Linked DNA regions of Homo sapiens: all the other regions are linked to region 4. The links are chromatin contacts, found by Hi-C or POLR2A ChIA-PET in ENCODE. All regions are on one chromosome and are shown on one strand. The core of a region is the stretch at or near the end of the contact, and the rest is flanking DNA. Distances in the headings are between cores, read along the strand shown.

Region 1 (5,141 bases), core at 1,197-3,696, 250 kb before region 4:
GGGGGCCGCAGCCAGACTGAGGGAGGTGGGAGGTGAGGAAGTGGGAAACACTTGTGTAGATGCCCCCAGGTGAGAGGTTTGGCTGTGAAAGAAAAGCGGGGGTGGGACCACAGCGGGAAGGGGTCAGGAAGCCAAGAAAGGGATGCTTTCCAGAAGAGGCTGAACTTGTGGCAACACTGTTGGCCAGGAGCCACGAGAGAGGGAGGGAGCTTGGGGATGCAGCAGATAGGGGCTGATGGAAGGAGCGGTCTCTGAGGGTTAGGGAAACTGCTGCGGTGGAGACAGGGAGGAGGGCGGAAGGCGGGCGTGGGCGCAGCCGTCAGTCCACAGGTTGGGTGGCAGGACCCGAGGGCCTCTGGAGTCGTGCTGTGGAGGGTGCTGAGTCTGGGCGGCTGGGCCTGTGTGGAAGGTCATGGTGGGCCTCCAGCTATACCACTGTTGCCTTCTGCCTTTCTCAATTCACCCCTCACTCTCCTCTCCTTCTCCTGCCCCCGCCTCACATCCTGGAGAGGACAAGAAGATGTAAGGGCCTTCACCTGGTGCCCCTTGGCCTCACGGTGCTGGTGACACTGGCAGAGATGGAGAGGGGAAGCAAGGAAGCCCTGAGAAGGCTGCTGCCTGGGAGGAAGACGCCAGAGCTGCAGTGTTAACCTTGTGGGGGAGCAGGGGGTGGTGGGGGGATGAGAGCCGGTGAGGGAGTCAGGAAGCTGACGGTGTGGGGAGTAAGGAGAGTGCCTGGGTTCACTGCGCATAGGCTTGGGCAGGCTGGAGGAAGGAGCTGTGGAGAAAAGCCACAGAAAATAATTTCTCCACAGGTCCGTGGGCCCCGTGGTCCAAGGTAGAGCCAGTTTCCTCTGCAGGGAGTTTTCAGCGAGCGAGAAGAGAGGAGGAATATAGAAGACAGACTGGCCTTTCATCTGGGCTTGACATCTGCCATGCAAATTGTCACAGAATGATGATGTGGCTGAACCGGTGGCCAGATGGTCATCGTCCTCAGTGGCTGGTCATGGAGCACCCAGAGAATTGCCAGAGGGTGTCACTGCATCCCCCAGCAGGTGGAGCAACCCTCCTCCTGCCCATCTTCCTTCTCCATTCTCCAGAATGAGGCCTCTCTCCTCCAACAGGTGACAGTCACTAAGGCACGAGCCCTAGTGGGACAAAAGCATCCCCATGTGCAGGGGGCAGGGCTGGGCCTCGGGGTCAGCCAACTGGAGTCTGGCTTGGCGCTGCCCTCTGGCTTTAGCTGTTTCTGTATCCACCTCCCGTGGTGCGCTTCTTAGCCCCCTAGGTGCTGGGTCCCCAAGCCCCCTGCTCCCTCCAGGAAAGGGCTGCTGTGGTCCCCATGGGCAATTCAGTTCCTGTCTGTCTTCTTCCTTTCATAATATACACTGGGGAGAGGGGGCTGAGGTCGGGGGTGAGGACAAAGGTGGGGAGACTCATTTAGTTTTCATGAAAGTTCTACTCTCTTGGAACACTTTTGGGGGCTTGGCTGGCCTCCAGGAAGACAGAGGCAGGCAGGCCTGTTGGAGAAGGTTGTCCAGTGTGTGCACTGCTCAAAGGCACCTGGTGGGGGCTGGGTCAAGTGGGACCTGAAACCCACCCTAGGCCCACTGGTCAAGCCCTGGTATGGGCTGTGTCTGCCCAGAGGAGGAGCCTTTTCTAATTCACACGAAGGCGTTGTATAGGCTGGCTGACTCCTCCAAAGGTTGGAGCGTGTGCCTGGGAAGCTCCACACACCTATCCTCAGCCAGGTGGGTCAAGGGGACCTCCAGGTCAAAGGCCTGTAACAAGAACCTTCTGGCAACCTGCATATGCAGCTCAAGTGGCCAGAGGAGGGCTGGGAATTGGAGGATTTCCAACCTATAGGTCCCTTGGAGAGGTCAGGGTGGAGCGTGGGGTGGAGTGAGGGTGGGGCAGGAGCCGGCGTTGGGGAGGACCTAGGAGTGTAGGTTCGTGGCCAGGATAGGAGGAGTGAACAGAACAGAGATGACAGCACTGGCTGGGGAGTGCTGGGCCTGGCTCCTGCACTCCTGGGACACTCCTGGGAGACTCTTGGCAAGTTGCTTTTCCTCCCTGTGCCTCAGTTTCTTCATCTGACAAATCTAGAGGGAGGGAATAGACCAGGGCAATGACATGCATTTAGTCACAGGAGACAGAGTTGGGTCTGCAACTTTGACATGTCCTGGGGTCTGGGCTTGGATTTCAGTCGCCCTCCCTCCCGCCTACCCACCATCTCTCTCTTTCCTGAAAGGAAGGGAAACAAACCAGAAAGGGATCTGCCTCCTTTGCGGCGGGGTTTCGGGTGGGGGCGGTGGGGGGGTTCCGTTTCCATCAGCCCCTGGAGGAGCAAGAGGAACAGGAAAATTACAGTATCAGCATGGAAACTACAATTGGAGGCGTCTGATTCACCAGGGAGGGTGACTCGTTCCTCTTTTTTTATTTTTAGTCGCTATTATGTCGGCAAGGAGGCCTGTGCTCATTAACCTGTATTGCCAGAGCAGAGACTGCGAAACCGCTGGTGAATAAACCTGCCCCAGCTGCCCCCTCTGCTCCCATCAGTTATTTATAGCCTGCCTTCCCTCTGGTGAATTAATTAACTTGTACTTGAGGCCTTGGACAGTATTGTGTTTAGTTGGATGTCTGTGTGGAGGCCAGTGCTGGAAGCGGGTAGCAGGAGTGGAGTAGGCTGGAAGGCGGGGCTGCTGGCTGCCCCCAGCCCTGCAGTCAATCTTCCTCACTCCAGCTCTGAGCTCCCCCGCAAGCCACTCCCATGCATGGCAGAGGAGGATTGAGGGGTCACTTGTACCGCAGCTTCACTGCTTAGAGCCTTGGAGCTTTGGGATTTTAAAAGCCAGTTTGACAACGTACTAGGACAAAAAAAAAAAAAAAAAGTACATCCTTTCCTCTCAGCAGGAAAGCAAGGGCCCAAGAGGTAAAGCTCCAAAAATCTCTGGGCCAGAGCAACGCAGGCTGAAAGCTGTATCCCACAGGCAGGGGTTCCCTGGAGGGCTGGGAGGAGAGATGAGGCTGGAGGACGTTTCCAGAAAAGGCAGGGAGAAGCGGGGTGCATCAGCATGGACTTCAAGTCTGTGAGAAATGCCCAGGACCTCAAACCCAGCCTCCTCAAGTGAGAGGCAGCATCTTGTTCAACCATTCATTAATTAATTGGTTCATTTCTTCATTCAATAGCATTTGTAAACTCCCCAGTGTGTAGATGAATGCTGAGCTAGATTGTCCCTGCACTTGTCGCAAACCTTCTTTGTCTGCTTGTACACACCCCTCTACACTCCCTGTCTAGTAGGGAGCCAGTGTCTAGCCAGTGAGGATAACGTCCACTGATTGGTCGCCTCTGTATTGCCAGAAGCACCTAGCCCAATGCTGGGCACATGGTAGGATTCAGTTATCGTTTGGGGACTTCCTTGTCTCAGGTTTCCTAAGGAGACAAGGACTATAAGCAATGCCAGCCACCACCTCCCCCAACTCCCCATCAGCATCCCCAAGGCTGCCCTAAACACACACAGTCCATATAGAAATGGAGTCCTGGCCTTGTCAATGCAACATCGATGCCAGTCCCCTAGGAGCCCCCATCTCCTACCCCCAGATGGCCTCTCCTGTATCCCAGAGCCCTCTCCCCTATCCAAGCTAGATCCCAGGTTCTGACCTCCAGTGCAGGCTTCTGGACAAGGGCACCCCTGGGGGTCATCTCTTGTCACTGCTCACAAGCCCCACCCAAGCCCAAGGCCCCAGACACCCACTGTCCAGGCTCACAACCACTTGCTCCCAAAGCAGGCAGCTGGCCAGGCGCTGGTCATGTGGAGGGGCTACTCTTGGAGTCACATGTCTCCTGACAGAAGTGGACATCCTGCTTCCTTTCTCCCCTGGCAGTGCTGACTCCTAGAGGAAGGGGATTGAAAGGGGCTAAGCCTTGGACTTCACCCATGAAATTCAGCGCATTTACTTTTCAGGCCTCTTTGCACCACTGCTCACCAGGTGCTCACAGCCAGCAAGTGCCAGGCAGCCTGATTGTTGCTCTGGGGCTCCGTCCTGCACCCCGGAAGTGGCCTTCTGGGGTAGGCTTGTGACCCAGCCCTCCACACCAGCCTGGAAAGTTTGGAGGTCGGGCTCCCACCCTCTCTCAGCACCTTGAATGACCTTGCTGAGTATTGATGATGAGTTCTCATCAGCACTAGTGATAATATGAAAATCACTATAATTAGAGCTGGCAGGTTGGTCTTGCTCTGCATTAGAGATGATGTGAATTGCTTATAGGGGAATTCCCCACCCCCAAGTCCCACCCCACCTGGGAGAAGAGCTTCACACCCCAGACCTGGCTCTCTCCAGCTCTCCAGTCTCCCCTGGGCCCCCGGGGCCAAGGCCAAAGTTCTCTGGGCACAGTTTTGTGCCCAAAAATTACCCCTTATGCCTGCAATTTTCCATTTGCACCTTCAAAATAGAGTGCAACTGGCTAATTGCCATGGCAATTAGGTAATTGCAGGTGCAATTAACATCTTTCCAGCAAAGCAGGGGGAGAGGGAGGGGAGACAGGGGAAGAGAGAAACAGTGAGAGGAAATGCAGGAGCCTGCAAGACAGACCAAGAGGTTGTGAGAGAAAAACCGAGGGGATGGGGAGAGAAAACAAGAGTGGGTGGGCAAGGAGAGAGATGGGATGGCTAGAAAGAAGAAAGGTGTGTGTACAAAGAAAAATACATCAATAAGACTCAGCCACTGTCTTGGAGGAGCTGATGGCCTAGAGGTGAGAAGGAGGCCCAGAGCAGAGCAGGAAGGTGGATGTGGAGCATTCCAGCCTGGTGGCACCGGGAAGCTTTCCCAGGGAAGGTGGTGCCTGAGCTGAGCCTGGAGAAGGGCTTCTATAGGTGGGCAAAGGGAGGCGGGAGTCCTGGTGGTTATATCAGCATGAGCCAAGGTCCAGAGGTGTGTGAGCCCAAGTATGCCCCATAGGACTTCCTGCCATAATGGGAATGTTCCAGACCTGCACTGCCCAGGCCAGTAGCCACCAGCCATGTGTGGCTATTGAGGACTCAAAATGTGGCTAGTGCTATTGAGGAATTGGATTTTTAATATTATTTAACCCTAAATTGAAATTTAAATAGTCACATATGCTCCGGTATTGATCCACACAG
Region 2 (5,257 bases), core at 2,372-4,871, 170 kb before region 4:
AATGTACCTACAGAAGAAGAAAGCTACTGTGATGGTTAATTTTATGTGTCAACCTGAATGGATCACAGGATGCCCAGATATCAGGTGAAACATGATTTCTGGATGTGACTGTGAGGGTGTTTCTAGAAGAGATTCGCATATGAATTTGTCGACTGAGTGAAGTGCATCTGCCCTGCCTGATGTAGGTGGGTATCATCCAACCCACTGAAGGCCCGAATGGAACAAAGAGGTAGAGGAAAGGAGGACTCGCTCCGCTCTGCCTGACTGCTGAGCTGGGACACTGATCTCCTGCCCTTGACACTCCTAGTTCTCAGGCTTTCAAATGCAGACCGGAATCTATACTATCAGCTCTCTGGCTCTCAGGCCATTGAACTACACCACAGCTTTCCTGGGTCTCCAGCTTGTAGACAACAGATCAAGGGACTGCTCAGCCTCCATAATCATGTGAGCCAGTACCTGATAATAAATCTCTTTATAGATCCTATTTATATGTGTGTGTGTGCCACACACGCGTTTATACTATATATAATAGACAGATCCTATTGATTCTGTTTACCTGGTGTTCCCTAATACAGCTACCCAACCCACATTGGACCATCCATGAATGAGAAATCATCATTATAGGCCGATCGTGGTGGCTCACCCCTATAATTCCAGCACTTTGGGAGGCCAAGTCAGGTGGATAACTTGAGGTCAGGAGTTTGAGACCAGCCTGGCCAACATGGTGATGCCCCCGTCTCTACTAAAATACAAAGATTAGCCGGGTGTGGTGGCGGGCACCTGTAATCCCAGCTCCTTGAGAGGCTGAGGTAGGAGAATCGCTTGAACCCGGGAGGCAGAGGCTGCAGTGAGCCAAGATTATGCCACTGCATTGCAGCCTGGTGACAGAGAGAGACTCTATGAAAGAAAGAAAGAGAGAGAGAGAGAGACAGAAAGAAAGAAAGAAAGAAAGAAAGAAAGAAAGAAAGAAAGAAAGAAAGAAAGAAAGAAAGAGGAAGGAAGGAAGGAAGGAAGGAAGGAAGGAAGGAAGGAAGGAAGGAAGGAAGGAAGGAAGAAAGAAAGAAAGAAAGAAAAACATAATCATCATTATAGTGCTAAGCCACTGAGATGCCAGGGCTTATTATTCCTGCACCATAGCCCAACCTATCCTGACTAACACAAACCTGTCATTGAGAGACTAATGAAAATATTTTCAAGTCACTCCCCAGTCAAATGGAAGAGAGTAGAATGGCACATCTGGCCCTGAGTCAGGAAATTTGAGCTCTAGTTCTATTAATATCTCTGTCAACCGATTGCTGTGTAAATTGGGCAAGCCTCTTAGCCTCTCTGGACCTCAGTTTCCTCATCATCTGTCATGTGGTTGAGTCACATGAAATGATATTATTCATTAAGACAAGAAATACAGGAAGAGGTTCAGGTTTGTGGGGAAAGACCTGGGTTCCATTTGGTACCTGTTGAGTGTTTCATAGGCATACAGTAGGTTCTGGGGCAAAGAATAAAAACGGGGCTGGAGATATGGATTTGAGGTCATAGAGAAAGATGGTGGCTAAAGATGTTATGAATGAGGTAGCTGGCAGGGAGGACAATCAGGAAAATAAGGAAAGAGGGCTCTTTGAAAAGAAAAAAACGAAGAAGCTGAAGTCCAGAGACATGAAGTAACTGGCCCGAGATTACACGGTAGGCTGGTACCAGAGGTGGCGCCAGATCTGGAGCTTTAGCCCCAGACTCCAGGGCTCCATCCCTTGTCAGCACAGAGAAGCTGGGAGCCTGGGGATGGTAAGGCATATCCCAGTGAATGCTGGGATGCTGATCAACTGTGCGTCTTGGGTCACTTCTATGGGAATCGGCTTCCCTGTCTGTATAATAAGAATTTGGTTTTGATATAGTATGGGGCTTTGTGATTTATAAACTACCTGCATAATCATTATCTCATCTGGCTCTTAAAATTGCCCTTTGAGGAAGTCAGGGTACACAGGTAGATCAAGGCTCAGAGAGATAAAGTGTGCCCAGATCTCTTGACTATAGGTCAGGTCCCCTCACACTGAACTCCCTTTTCAAGGACCACGAACAGGGTCCCCCTCTGCCCAGACATTGCAGACAAAGGCCAATCCCTGCAAGAAGCACCATCCACCCACCCACCCCTTTCTCTCCCTTGTTTCGATTCACTCTCCCCAAGACCCTTTATTTCTATAAGTCACAAGTCATGGGTATCCCTTGCTCACTGGAAGTAACCACATTTCCTAGGATTTTGCTGATGGTTCTGGGACGATGGGAAGATGATTGGGGGCCACCTGGAGGGATAAGATGACCATGGAGTTTCTCAGCCTTGCTGGCAGGGGAAGGGGATGGCTCAAGGATGTTGGTTCATCATGAAGCAAAGCTTGAGAAAGGGTGGTCTGACCCCAGACAGGGATTTTAGAGTCTGCAATTTCTGGGTTCTAGAGGGGAAGATGGGTAACTGTTCTCTGAGGCAACATGAAGGATTTAAGGCATTTTGTCAACCAAAGGCCAAGCTTTTCTATAAGAGCCTATTCTGGGAACAACTCAAAGAAGATTCCAGTCCATTCCAACTCATCCCATCCACTCATCCAACAAATATTGATTGAAGGTATTTCCGCCTCTGCCCTCGAGGGCTGCCAGTAGAGCAGGGAGGAGACAAGAGGGAGAGCAGAATGCAGAATTTCCACCTAGAAGACCCAAAGTCAAAGCCTGATCAACCAGTTCCAGCTGTGTGGCCTTGGGCTAATTACTTGGCTTCTCTCAACCTCATCTGCAAAATAGAGCTAATAATACCACCCAACTCCCTATGTCCCAGGGTGGCTTTGAAAATCAAGAGATCTTCTTTGACAGAGTGATTTGTAGGGTGTTACGAAGAGGATAAATCAAGCACTTATTTCCTAAGGATAAAGGTAGGCAGCCACAAGTGCTGCTGGAGAGGCCCAGATAAGGGGTTATGAAGGCCCAGAGCAAGTGGACGAGGGGAAGGAGTTGGGACAAGGGAAGGACTGAAGAAAAGAGGTAAGCTATTGAAATTAAAGGATGGGCACAGTCTCAAAAGGCAGGAATGGCAGACAAAGGATATTTCAGCAGAGAACAGAGCAAGCCAAGATATAGAGGCCAGAAAGAAGAGAGCAGGTTCCAGAGACAGCACAAAAAAGCCATCAATATCTGCAGGGGGCCTGCGGGAGATAACATTGCAACTGTATTTAGAGGAGATGACAGAGTGGCTTGAACACTAGGCGGAGACATTTGGACTTTATTTGGCAGGTTGTGTGTGTGTGTGTGTGTGTGTGTGTGTGTGTGTGTGTGTGTGTGTGTGTGCGCAGCACGGTGGTTTTCACTGTGGACCCTGGACAACCAGCAGCATACCACTTAGGCACTTGGTAAAAATGCAGACTCCGGGCCCCGCCCCAGTCCTCCTGAAGCCGACACTCTGAGTGTGGGGCCCAGAAATCTGTGCTTATCAGGCCGTCCAAGAGATGCAAATGCCCTCCATGTGCGAGGCCCACCCTTGTAGCAGAGTCTGTCGGTGCCCTGCCCTGGCCCTTTGTCTTGCCAGCTTCCGTCTGCCACCGTCAGAATCCCTTCAGCTGGAACCTAACTGTGGCCACTGGAGTCTGCGCTCCCCAGGCATGAAAAGACTGGTAGTGCCAGGAATTAACAACCCTGGGGAGCAGCCCTCACCCAGTGATTGGCAAGAGCTCGTGAGTCATAGCCCAGCCCCCTGGCCCTCAAATGGCACGGCTCTGAGATCGAAGTTCTAGACTCTTTCCTGGGATTTCCCAGGAGGGTTGAGCCCTGGCACCCACAGTGGCCACTGGCTTGAGAATACCCCCGTCTGTACTGGGCACCCTCCCTCTCACTCTCACTTCTCTTCTCCCCACTGGTGTTTTCTGGGACATCTCTCAAACGAACTACTTGCCCTTGAGTCCTTGACTCCGCTTTTGGAAGAACCCAAACCAAGATCATTTGTATGTGGATGCACGTGTGTGCACGTGGAGAGGGTCAGCGTCAGGACGGGTAGAGGCGGGGAGTTGCTGACTTCCTGGCTGGGGAATGGCACTGGTAGACGAAGATTCTGGTCGCGGAGGCAGAGTGGTTTGGAGATCAAAGACAGGAGGAAAGAGCACTGTTGAGACGTTGGCAAGAACAAGGCAGGTACCTGAGGACTTGGCGAGGGAGGGCAGTGAGGAGAGGACCTCCTCCTAAAGCTAAACTGCCAAGCCTGGGCTATGACCCACTATAGGGTGTGAAAAAGCAAAGGGGGCCAAACCTCACACCAGCTCCTTATTATTATCCCATTTCTTGGACAAGGAAACTGAGGCTTGAGGATGAGGTGACTTGCCCTGGGCCAGGCCTCGGAGCTAGTCCAAGATCTGAGATCAGAACCGAAGCCTGCCTGGCCAGAGCCTGGTGTTTTCTTGCTGCCTTTGGTAATACAGGCTCCAGGCCAGTCAGTTCCCTGGAGCCACACTGCTCCTTACTGCTGCTTTGATTTTTGTACCTCTGAAGATTCGGGTGTTAACTCTGGACAGAAAGGGGCCAATTGTCATCCAGCAAGGGTCTCTCACACACCCACAAGCGTTTCCTCAGAACTCTAGCCCATCCCTCACGAGAAAAACCAAGTAGCGTCTGCAGCCAGGTGGCCCAGGTTTGCAATCTAGCTCTTCTGTGCCATGGCTGTAAATCCGGGCAATTTACTTAGCATCTTGGTGCCTTGATTTTCTCATCTTTAAAGCCAGGATAAAGATGTGTCTCCTGAAACTCTTAGGCAAGTCCGATTGTTGGTGTTGCTGTTGTTGGTCTTGCTCAGGTTGTTCATTATGCTGCCAAGTTTGGAAAACAAAGGGTCAAACAAAACTCCTGATTCTGTCACTTGTTTTTTATCACTCAACTCATAAAGTGGCAGAGCTGGGATTTCATCCTAGGATTGGCTGACACCACAGCCCCAGTGCTGAACTCAGCCCCCAGATGCTATGAGAGGGTAACATAATTAAATGCCAAAAACAATGGAAGAGTGTGGTTTGGCTCATTGCTTTTCTTTCAACATCTACCTGTTGGCACAGTCCCAGAGGGTGCAAGTTGAGGAATGCATTTCTATAAGTGCAGCCATTTTAGGGCCAGAGAAACAATGCCTTTGAGTAGAAATTAGGTCAAGGAATTTAGGTTCTGGTGCTGGCTCTACTGCTTACTCACCTCTGTGACCTTAGGCAGGTCCTTTTCTCCTTAGGGCCTCAGTTTCATCTTCTGTAAAATG
Region 3 (4,480 bases), core at 968-3,467, 220 kb after region 4:
GTCCAGTGATCAAGATTGGGAAGATTCTAAGCACCTTGAGAGTGGAAAGAGAGAACCTGAGGGAGAATATGCTGGAACGGGTGGGTAGTCCTGTCAGAAAGCTAGCATTCTGTTTCTAAGGAAAAAAAAAAAAAAGTCTTTTGAGGCATCTCAGTGAGAAGGGAAGATTCCAGAACTGTACTTAAGTCTTCACTCTGACACCAGCTCTGGGAACACCCTTAAACCCCTCTCTCTCTGCCTGACTCTACTCCCTGTGATGTGTGTCAGCTTTGCAGTGATTGCATACAAGGCTTGAAAAGAAATTCCCAAAGTTTCATCTGTGTGTGTGTGTGTGTATATAATTTCATGTATACACTTTTTATACAAATATACAATTTCATATTTATACCATATACAAAATGTGCATGTGCATGCACACCCACATATGTGTGTGTATATGTATGTGTATATATATATATATGTATATATATATATACACATACATATAAATACATAAAGTAAAGGAAAAAAGGACAATTTTCCAGCAGGTTGAAAATGGTGACCTATTGAAGGAGGTCAGAGTGAAATGGAAATACCCCTTTGACTGTGCATTTGCTAACATAGCCTGTTTTCTGACTTATTTTATTCAATCCTGAAGAATATTTCCTATAGGCAAGAAGCAGCTCCAGGCTGTACAATTACTGGAGCCAGATATCATAGAAATGGACCTGAATTCAAAGGCAGAAAATTCAGGATCAAATGCCACTTGCTGTGTGTGGCAATTGTGTACCTGCTCAGGGCCTCAGTTTCCCCTTCTGCAAAATAGGGGTGGATGAAAAGATTCCCATCCCCTATGTCTTAGTCTGGGCTGCTGTAACAAAGTGCCATAGAATAGGTGGCTTATAAAAACAGCAGACATTTATTTCGGACAGTGCTGGAGGCCCGATGTCCAAGATCAGGTTGCTAGCATGGCAGGGTTCTGGCATGGCAGCTCTCTTCCAGGTTGCAGACTGCTGCAGTCACATGGCAGAAAGAGAACTAGAGAGCCCTCTGAGGTCCCTTTACAAGGGCATGAATCCCATTCTTGAGGGTCCCGCCCTCATGACCTAATTATCTCCCAACGGCCCTGCCTCCCACTACCATCACAGTGCGATAAGGATTTCAGCATATTAATTTCGGGAGGATGCACACATGGAGTCTCCAACACCACATCACCATTCTTTAACAAACAGGTCTAGTAGGACAATTTGGAGGAAGGAAATATTTTGTAGAAAAATAATAATCACTTTGTTTTTAGATATACTGCATGCATATATTTAACTTTTCACACAAGTGCATTAATGTGCTCATATGGATGTGAGCTCATCTTAGTTCTCACTTTTTCTCTTTTTGCTCAGCTCCTGTCCTGACTACGGGAGACCTTTAAGGACCTCTCTAGCTGTGGTGGTCCACGTTTCTGAAACAGGAAAACTTCAAGGGAAAGGTAAACGGACAGCAAATGTGCAGGGGGCCACAGCTGTGCCTGGAGCTGGGATGGGGGCGTGCCAGGCTCCAGGTGGAGGGGTCGTCACAGTTGCTCCAGGAGCAGAGAGAGTCTGCTTTTCCTCTGCCTCCCTGACTCTGAGTCTCCCTACCCTAATTCTAGGGCAGGTCCGAGCTCAGGTCTAGAAGCTGAGCCGTATCTGAGTTGGGCCTCCAAATTCCCCATCTTTCGTGGAATCTAGGCATCAGAAAAACCACCAGAATCATTTGGCTCAGCCAATGATACTTGTTTGTAGTGGTTATTCAATCTCCCAATAAAACTCTCAAAGGAAAACTATCCCTCCCCTCTTCCTGTAGGGAGTAGGGACTCATGTACTCCCAGAATTTCAGGCTGACTGGCCCATTTCCTTCCATCTTAGGAACCTCATTGGAAGGTAAGATGCTCACATTCTCACCCAATTCTTAGTCATCATTCAGCCAGGAACTACTTCATCCAGGGAAGAGAAAGCAAAAACAAGCACAGAAAGGTCAGTCTCGATGAGCAAGCAATTCACAGAAGTCACAGGAGTGGCCAAGAAACCTGGAAAAAATACTTACAACTGCAGGAAAAACCAAACAAGCGCAAAGTAAAACAACAATGATATGGCCTTGGCAAAGATGAAAAGGGAGGAAGAGAAGGAGGATGTCATGTTCTGTGTCAACAAGGCTGTAGGGAAGTGAGCGCTCCCTGGGCGTCCTGAGGATTTGCTGTGATGAAGCCATGCACGCCTTTGGGGAAGCTCCATCTCACTGATCTCTCTTTCTCTCTCTGCAGCCCAGACTCAGAGAGTCAGTTTTCACCCACAGCAAGATCCAGCCAGGCCTGGGACCAGAATTTGCCCAATGGGGGTTCACTTTTCCTGGCCAATTCCTACTCACACAGCTCCTTGCAGCCAGTCCAGTCACCTCATGTGGGCTCAGAAGCTTTCTGAGGCCTTCACTGGAGATGTGGGCCTGAAGCCAGCTGCCATGGCACCAGCCCTGCCAGGCCTGCCATCCCAGGGTGCTGCTGGCCTGCCGAGCCTGCTCAGCCTCTCCACACTGCCGCACTTGTGAGGCATGGAGCCTCACAAGAAGGCCACCCCTCCCCTCTACCTTCTCACCAGATAGAAGCAGCCACTGATATAAACTTGAGGACAGAGGTGATGCATGAACATGTATCTCTGGTTACACGGGGTCTGAGTTAGGAAGGGGATTAAGCACATGAAAGGGGTCTTTGGGGCAATTCCTTACTCAGAAACTTAGATGCTTGTCAGAGGGAGAAGGGGTCCCGGAAACAGCCTCTTGCTCATACCTGGCTCAGATGTGTGCTTAATTCACCTTTTTTCTCTCTCTTTTCTTGCAGAGAGAAAGAGTGGTGTATCCAAAGGGAGGGACCTTAGGATGAGGTCTTATTCTACCCAAGCTGGCAGCATCTCTGCTTTCTCAATCCAGGTGAGTGAATGCAGTTGAGAAGGAGACAAGCTGCCCCAGCGCACTCTCTGGCCTTCGTGGATCCCTCCCATTCAATTATTCAGACCCTTCGTTTTCTCTCCAGGTCAGTCTCCAGACATTTCAAATTCAGGCCTAAGGACTGAGAGTTCATGGGAGCACCACGCCCTCCAAGAAGCACCAACATGGGATGGTGGGAAGGGATTTGGACATAAATCTAAGGTGGATATTTGCAGAGGAATGGAGTGAAAATAACGATGAATATATTGAGCATGTACTATGTGCCAAGAACTGTATTATCTCATTTAATTCACATGAGAATTCTATGTGGTAAATCTTTATAGGTGGGGAAAATGAGATGCACAAAAATTTCATCACTGACCTAAGGTTACACAGCTAGATTGTCATGGGCTTGGGATTTTAAACTCAGGCAGTCTGGCTTCAGAGCTGACCTGTGCCCTTGGTCATGATGCTATAGGAGCAGCTCACAGGGATTCAAAGTGATCCTGTTAGGGTTGCCTGCAGGAGCAATTTCAGGTGGGAAGAAATCAGCTGTGAGTTCATTTCTGCCTGTAGGGTGGAAATTAGGGGATATAGGACAGGCACCACCTCGGGGAGCCCTAGACTGGCTTCATACAGACCGGTAAGCCTCCACGGATTCCTTCAAGGCTAGGGTATTGAGGGCCTTGGATCCCAAGTTCCTCTCACTCACCACCAAGGCAGGCTGAAAAGGGGATGGTTGAGGCAAGGCCCAGGAGTCAAGAAGGAATAGGTTAGGTCAGGAATGAGGGATGCCAGGGCCAGGGGTCAAGGCAGGACAGATACCCCAACACCAAGGAAGCCATCAGGGCAGCAGCACAGAGCTCCAGCCACGGGCAGAACCCGATGCTGAAGTCATTCTTGCCTCAGCCAGGAAGCATTTCACATCCTCCCTGTGGGCCAGGACCCATCCTCAGGCTGGGGGCTGCCTAGAACTACCTGCTTGGAAGAAGTGAGCCACAGCAAAACGTTGTTGAAAATACCAGCAGCTACATGTATGATGTGCTGACTCTGCACTAGACATTTTATATATGTTATCCCTTTTCACGTTAAGCTTGCAAACTACTCTGTGAGGTCTGAATATTGTCCCCATTTTACAGAGAGGCAATAAAAGCTGAAAGAGGTACAACAGCTTGCCTGGGGCCACGTAGCTTCTCGGGACCTTGGATGTAAACTTAGGCCAGCCTGGTTCCAGAGCCCAGAGCCCTGGCTCTTACTTCCCCTACTGATAGCCTCCTTGGGACAGAGATGGGGCAGGGGCTCCATCCAGCCAATTCTCTTTCCCTCCCCCATTCTCAGCCCCTTTCTACCCAGGCATTTCCATCATACCATTGCTCCGATTGAAAGTTCATCTGCTGCCGGGCACGCAGTGGCTCACGCCTGTAATCCCAGCACTTTGGGAGGCCGAGGCGGGCTGATCACCTGAGGTCGGGAGTTTGAGACCAGCCTGACCAACCTGGAGAAACCCCATCTCAACTAAAAAAAAAAAAAAAAAAAAAAAATTAGCTGG
Region 4 (4,752 bases), core at 1,250-3,749:
CAGGCCCCAGCACACACCAGCTGAGTTGCAGTCTCTAAAAGCTGTGCTTGAAGCCTGCTGGTGACACACGGTAGGCTAGTCTGAGAGTCAGAAGACCAGGGGTTGAGTCCTAGCTCTGTCCCTGACTTGCTAGGTCACTGTTGGTGGGTCTGGCCTCTTATCTGTAACCTCTTGGGGAGTCTCATGAAAAGCAACAAAGTCTGTCTGAAGGAAGACTTTGCAGGCACAAGAGCGCTGTATAAGTCGGTTACTTTATTGTTATTGTTGGTTTTGTGCTTGTCATTTACACTCTCTGGGTCCTGCTATGACCTGACGCCTCAGTGAATGAATGCGGGTGGAGAGCTGGAGGGCTGATAAGCCCTGGAGATGCTGTAAAAATAGCCACATGCTGGTCATGCACAAGGTGTGGGGTGAGAGTGGTGTATCTATCAATGTCTCTGTGCCCTGCAAAGCAGGGATGATGAGCAAGGCCCTGTAATTATTATAGGGATGTTCTATTGCTCCAGCGAAGCCTGGACTTGAATGAAGTCTTGGAGAGAGGGAAGAGGAAGGCAGAGGAAATGGAACATTTTTGAGCACTAGCTACATACTAAGTAATCCATGAGGCACTTTCACGTATCAGTGCATCAAGTTCTCATGCTCAGTTTTACCCCCATGAGGTGAGAAAATGGAAACCCCAGAAGAGAAAACAGAAACTCAGAGTTACGACCTGTCCCGAGTCACTCAGGCAGCAATGGCAGGGCTGGGGTTAGAACCCAGGAAGGTCTGTTTCCTGAAGCCCCGGGTGTTCCCATGTACCACATGGCCCTCCACTGTATGAGAGCTTGCAGGCTTCACAAACAGCCTCTCAGCCTGCTGGAGGTGTCCAGCCTGAAGCCCAGAGCCCTTGAAGGATCTTTGCCCATGTGATGTTGGGGGATCACCCAGCCAGACCCCTGCCCTGCGTTCCCTCAGCTTTCTGGGGAGGATGAGAACATCTGAAGTCAATCGCATTCTAACAACACAGGGTTTCAAAGATAAAGATCAAAGGCAGAGGAGGTCAAAGAAACCAATGTCAGATTCCCCCCAGATTAAAGCAAAAGGAGCCGCACTCCCTGCAGGCTGAAGTCTCCAGGACGCCTGCCTGGAACCCGAAAAACTTCTCCAGCCTAGACTCTCAGCATCTGTCAGCTAGTGCTGTGGTAACAGAGGGCAGGTCACAGATGGACAGAGTCACACAGAACGGGTCAGGGAGTCCTGAGAGGGAGAGAGAGAGAGAGGGACAGAGATGGAGAGAGACACACAGGGAAAGCAAGACACAGCGAGCCAGACAGAGATGTTCAGAACGAGGCAGAGAAGAGAGACAGAGAGAGAGAGAGAGAGAGAGAGAGAGAGAGAGAAAGCAAAACAGAGAGCCACAGATGCAAAGTGAGGTATCGAGGCATAAAAATAGTGTCGGAGTAAAGCAGAGGCCAAGCCAGGCTGGGAGAAATCCTGAGCGCAGGACAAGGCTGGCCCCGGAGGCATCAGTGTGCTGTTGTGCAGGCAGAACTTTCCACTGATCACACCCCCTGCCCGTCAGCCCATCCTTGATCTGCCGTCCTTTGCCTCCACGTGGAGGCTGGCCTGATGTCTAGATGGAAGGCCGAGGCTCCCAGGCAGAGGCTGGCAAACAACCCACCAAACAGGCTGGAGGGGCCCCCTGGGGGTCAGGAGGGCTGCGGGGACCTGGGTCCTCAGGCCCCTTAGAGACTGGAAGCCTCCCACCCCCTACTCTGCTCATGGCCTGGCCAGACCTGCAGGGCCCCCATGGTCCCAAGCCCTCCCGCTGTGGCCTGTGCCTTACTTTCTCCCCTCTCCCTGTGTGCACCAAACTTGTGAAGCCCAAACCAGCCTTCCCCTCCTCCAAGAAACCCACTGGGATTTCTCCAGGCTTCTTTTGTCTGCATTGCAGCCTCATGGTTCAGTGATGCAGTGTTTGTGTTCTAAATGCCGTGCACAGAAGTTCTGTGTTCCCTCTTTCCATCTCGATGTCAAATCCTCTTCCCTTTCCTCTTCCCTCCCCTCCCCACCCAGGCCTCATGGCATGTGCACTAAAAGGCTTCCATGAGGTTCTGAAATGTGCTCTTTTCATTCAGAGAGTGCTCATTCCTTGACTGCCTTCAGCTGATCCTCAGTTCGGAGGGTAGGAAGCAGAGGACAGCGTCGTGCCCAGCCGACCGGGGAAGGAGGCCCAGGCAGGAAGCTTGTGGAGCTAGCAGAGCAGGTCTGAGGCAGGCTCAGCTCTCAGCCTTTTGTTATGGACTGCCCCCTGCCTCCAGCCTCTCTTCCTGAACCTCACTCAGGGCAAGAGTTGAGCATCTGCATTAGGCGGAGGCGGGGTTATTCCACCTTGCTGGCCTGGCTCAGACCTAAGAGCCTCATCCCCACGGGCCCAGCCTGCAACCTGGCCTGAACCTGCTCTCTCACTTCCCTTTCTCAGTGGTCAGCACCTGCTGAGCTCCCCACACCCTTGTTCCCACCCCTGCCAGGCACACCCTCTTCCTTTCCCCAGAGGCCTCCTTCTGGGCTGGTCCTGCTTGGCCAAAGCCAGAGGCAGGGCTACTCAAAGTCCAGTGGGGGGAGAAATGTGAACCCACAACCCACCCAGAAGGAGTGAGAGCCAGGCCATCGGGGACCCCCACATTCGCAGCAGTAGTTTCCCCACCAGACTGAAGTGTGTCTAGGGCTGGGGCCATGCCTGCTGGTCTCTGTATCTCCCAAGCCTAGCCCAGGACTTGGCACTTAGTGGATGCTTGGACAATTGCTGAGCAGGTGAAGAGGGTCCAGGCAAAAGACTGAAGCCCTGACAGCTTCGAGCTTCCCTGCCTTCCTTCCTGCCATCATGATGCCAATGACAAAGTGATGCAAAATAAAAATATCACTGAGCAAAGCACGAACAGCGTCACAGCTGATACCCACAACAACTCTGGTGCCCAAGGCACAGGAGGCTTGGTGACTTTCTCAAGGTTCCCCAAGCCAGTGAGTGGGGAGGGCACAGTTGGACTCTGAGTGTAAGCTCTTGGGCACACTGCTGGACCCCAGGAGAGGCGGGTTCTCACAGCTCCCCTGTGACCTGAGGTGAGTTCCATTTCCCCTCCGAGCTTCAGGCTCCTCGTGTGTGAAATGAGGTCTGAACTCCTTGGGTTCTTCATTCCCTTTTCTCGGTTAACATTTCCTAATAATTTAAGGGAATGAGATCACCTCCACCTCCCTTGATTAAGATTCATGCAATAGTTCGAGGCAAGACTCCTACCTTCAAAGATCTTACAGTATAGTGGGGGTGAGACATAGTCTATCTAATATTCAGACAGTGGGGCTGTGGAAGCCTCAGGGAGGGGAACTGGAGGCCTTCCTGGAGGAGGACGGGATGGGGTGGGCCCGCAGGGAGGAAGCATTTGCCCTGTGGATTTGTCAGGAGGGGAGGGGTGGGTGTGAATGGGAGTGTAGTTGAGAGGAAGAGTGCAGGAGGAGGACACCGGCCAGCTGGAATGGAGAAAGCCATGAGTTTCTAGCAATTTCCTTTTCCAAGCCCCTCTTGCAAGTGAGCATCTTTAATTTATTAAGGGACTGATTTGAAATCATCCTCCCTCTCTCCCTGCCCACACTCCACCCTCCACTGCCTATATTTCCCCTGACCATAAATTTCTTTTTAATGACAGTTTAGAAAATGAGCAAATCTCTAGTGACACTTTTATCACCCCCAGGATACTTTTAATAAGAGGTTTCGGTAGATTGCATTCTGGGAGTGGGGGGAGGGGGAAGGCAAGACGGTAGCTTCACCAACCTGCGCAGAGCTGTTCTCCCCGGTCCCAGCCCTGCAGCCCCCAAAACCACCCCTCTCCACCCCACCCCTACCTGGAGGCACCCCCTGACCTAGGACTGCAAATCCCTGGGTTCTAGCCCCCATGCTGACAATCCACTCACCTCGTAGCCTTGGGCACATCCCTTTACTCCTCCTCTCCCTCCCTCTCTCATCTGTAAAATCTTGCCTATGTGCAAGAGATAATTAGTGCAGACCTATTAATAATGGTTAAAAGCAATTAGCTGCCGACACTTGGTGCCACACCTAGTTACTCAGACTGGCAAATCGGGCCCCAGAATATTTCTCAAACTACAAACAGGGCCAGCTCAACTGGATTTGAAAGCATGGCTCTAACCACTCCACTGGTCACTGGGAAGTGTGTGTTGCAGGCCTCTTTTTGTGCTCACTCTATGTTAGATGTGAATGTACTGGAAAATCCATGCGGCACCTAAAATGTGATGTCTCCTTCAAGAGTTTTCAAATGAGCTGGGCAAGCAAGAAAAGCTGCCCAGAATAAGGTTGTGTCGGAAAGATAGCCTGACAGGGCTAGGAACAGGGTGGGGCAGCACAGGGGCGGCCCATGATGGATCCCTAGAAAGGGGAGATTTATGACATGGGATTGACTGGGAAGGGGAGGATCTAGAGGGAACTGTCACAGTTCAGGAGTAACAAAAATGCTGAACAGAAGCCATGAGCAAGGCCTGGGAAAGAGGGCCATTTAAGGAAAATCAACAGGATTTGGGGGCTGGCTGGATATGGGGCATGTGAGCCTTGAGGTTTGGAATAAAGGCAACGGGAGGTTCACAAAGAAAGGCAACCCTGGAAGATGGCAGTCCATCATTGAGTGACCTGTAAAATGATTCGGTCCATTTTAAAACACACAGAAAAAAAAATTGTTTTCTTTAAGAAACACACTGTTGAGGGCAATT

What was found. Hi-C counts contacts between places; a loop is a spot of excess contacts on that map. ChIA-PET counts read pairs that join two places held with the same protein, here RNA polymerase II (POLR2A). Pooled maps may share reads with other maps.
Region 1: a loop to region 4 is called in a map with no recorded cell type, with 2.6 times the contacts of the local background. The contact joins two enhancer-like sites. A Hi-C loop is called at or near these places in 1 of 168 maps with a recorded cell type or tissue (heart right ventricle), 7 of 37 single-sample maps with no recorded cell type and 5 of 50 pooled maps. POLR2A ChIA-PET finds 5 or more read pairs at or near these places in 1 of 52 experiments (H1).
Region 2: a pooled map shows a loop between it and region 4 (2.1-fold over the local background). The contact joins two enhancer-like sites. A Hi-C loop is called at or near these places in 1 of 168 maps with a recorded cell type or tissue (mammary epithelial cell), 5 of 37 single-sample maps with no recorded cell type and 5 of 50 pooled maps. POLR2A ChIA-PET finds 5 or more read pairs at or near these places in 1 of 52 experiments (MCF 10A).
Region 3: a loop to region 4 is called in a pooled map, with 2.1 times the contacts of the local background. The contact joins two enhancer-like sites. A Hi-C loop is called at or near these places in 2 of 50 pooled maps. POLR2A ChIA-PET finds 5 or more read pairs at or near these places in 2 of 52 experiments (MCF 10A and activated T-cell).

The regions. Positions count from the first base shown.
Region 1 is chr15:70,261,681-70,266,821 of GRCh38, reverse strand. No RefSeq gene overlaps it. Among named protein-coding and RNA genes, the nearest start is that of TLE3, 170 kb to the right of the region's middle. RefSeq lists enhancers at 1-174, 3,975-4,124, 4,165-4,234. Within about 2 kb of position 2,446, at least 6 of the 41 ENCODE cell types and tissues checked have a DNase peak (open chromatin) inside an H3K27ac peak, as active enhancers do.
Region 2 is chr15:70,179,500-70,184,756 of GRCh38, reverse strand. No RefSeq gene overlaps it. Among named protein-coding and RNA genes, the nearest start is that of TLE3, 84 kb to the right of the region's middle. RefSeq lists enhancers at 3,000-3,583, 3,584-4,167. Within about 2 kb of position 3,621, at least 3 of the 41 ENCODE cell types and tissues checked have a DNase peak (open chromatin) inside an H3K27ac peak, as active enhancers do.
Region 3 is chr15:69,796,553-69,801,032 of GRCh38, reverse strand. No RefSeq gene overlaps it. Among named protein-coding and RNA genes, the nearest start is that of LINC00593, 36 kb to the left of the region's middle. RefSeq lists an enhancer at 1,395-2,594. Within about 2 kb of position 2,217, at least 3 of the 41 ENCODE cell types and tissues checked have a DNase peak (open chromatin) inside an H3K27ac peak, as active enhancers do.
Region 4 is chr15:70,012,763-70,017,514 of GRCh38, reverse strand. All of the region lies in intron 2 of LOC101929129 (a long non-coding RNA gene), which reads left to right. Among named protein-coding and RNA genes, the nearest start is that of MIR629, 64 kb to the left of the region's middle. RefSeq lists enhancers at 654-703, 2,110-2,613. Within about 2 kb of position 2,499, at least 4 of the 41 ENCODE cell types and tissues checked have a DNase peak (open chromatin) inside an H3K27ac peak, as active enhancers do.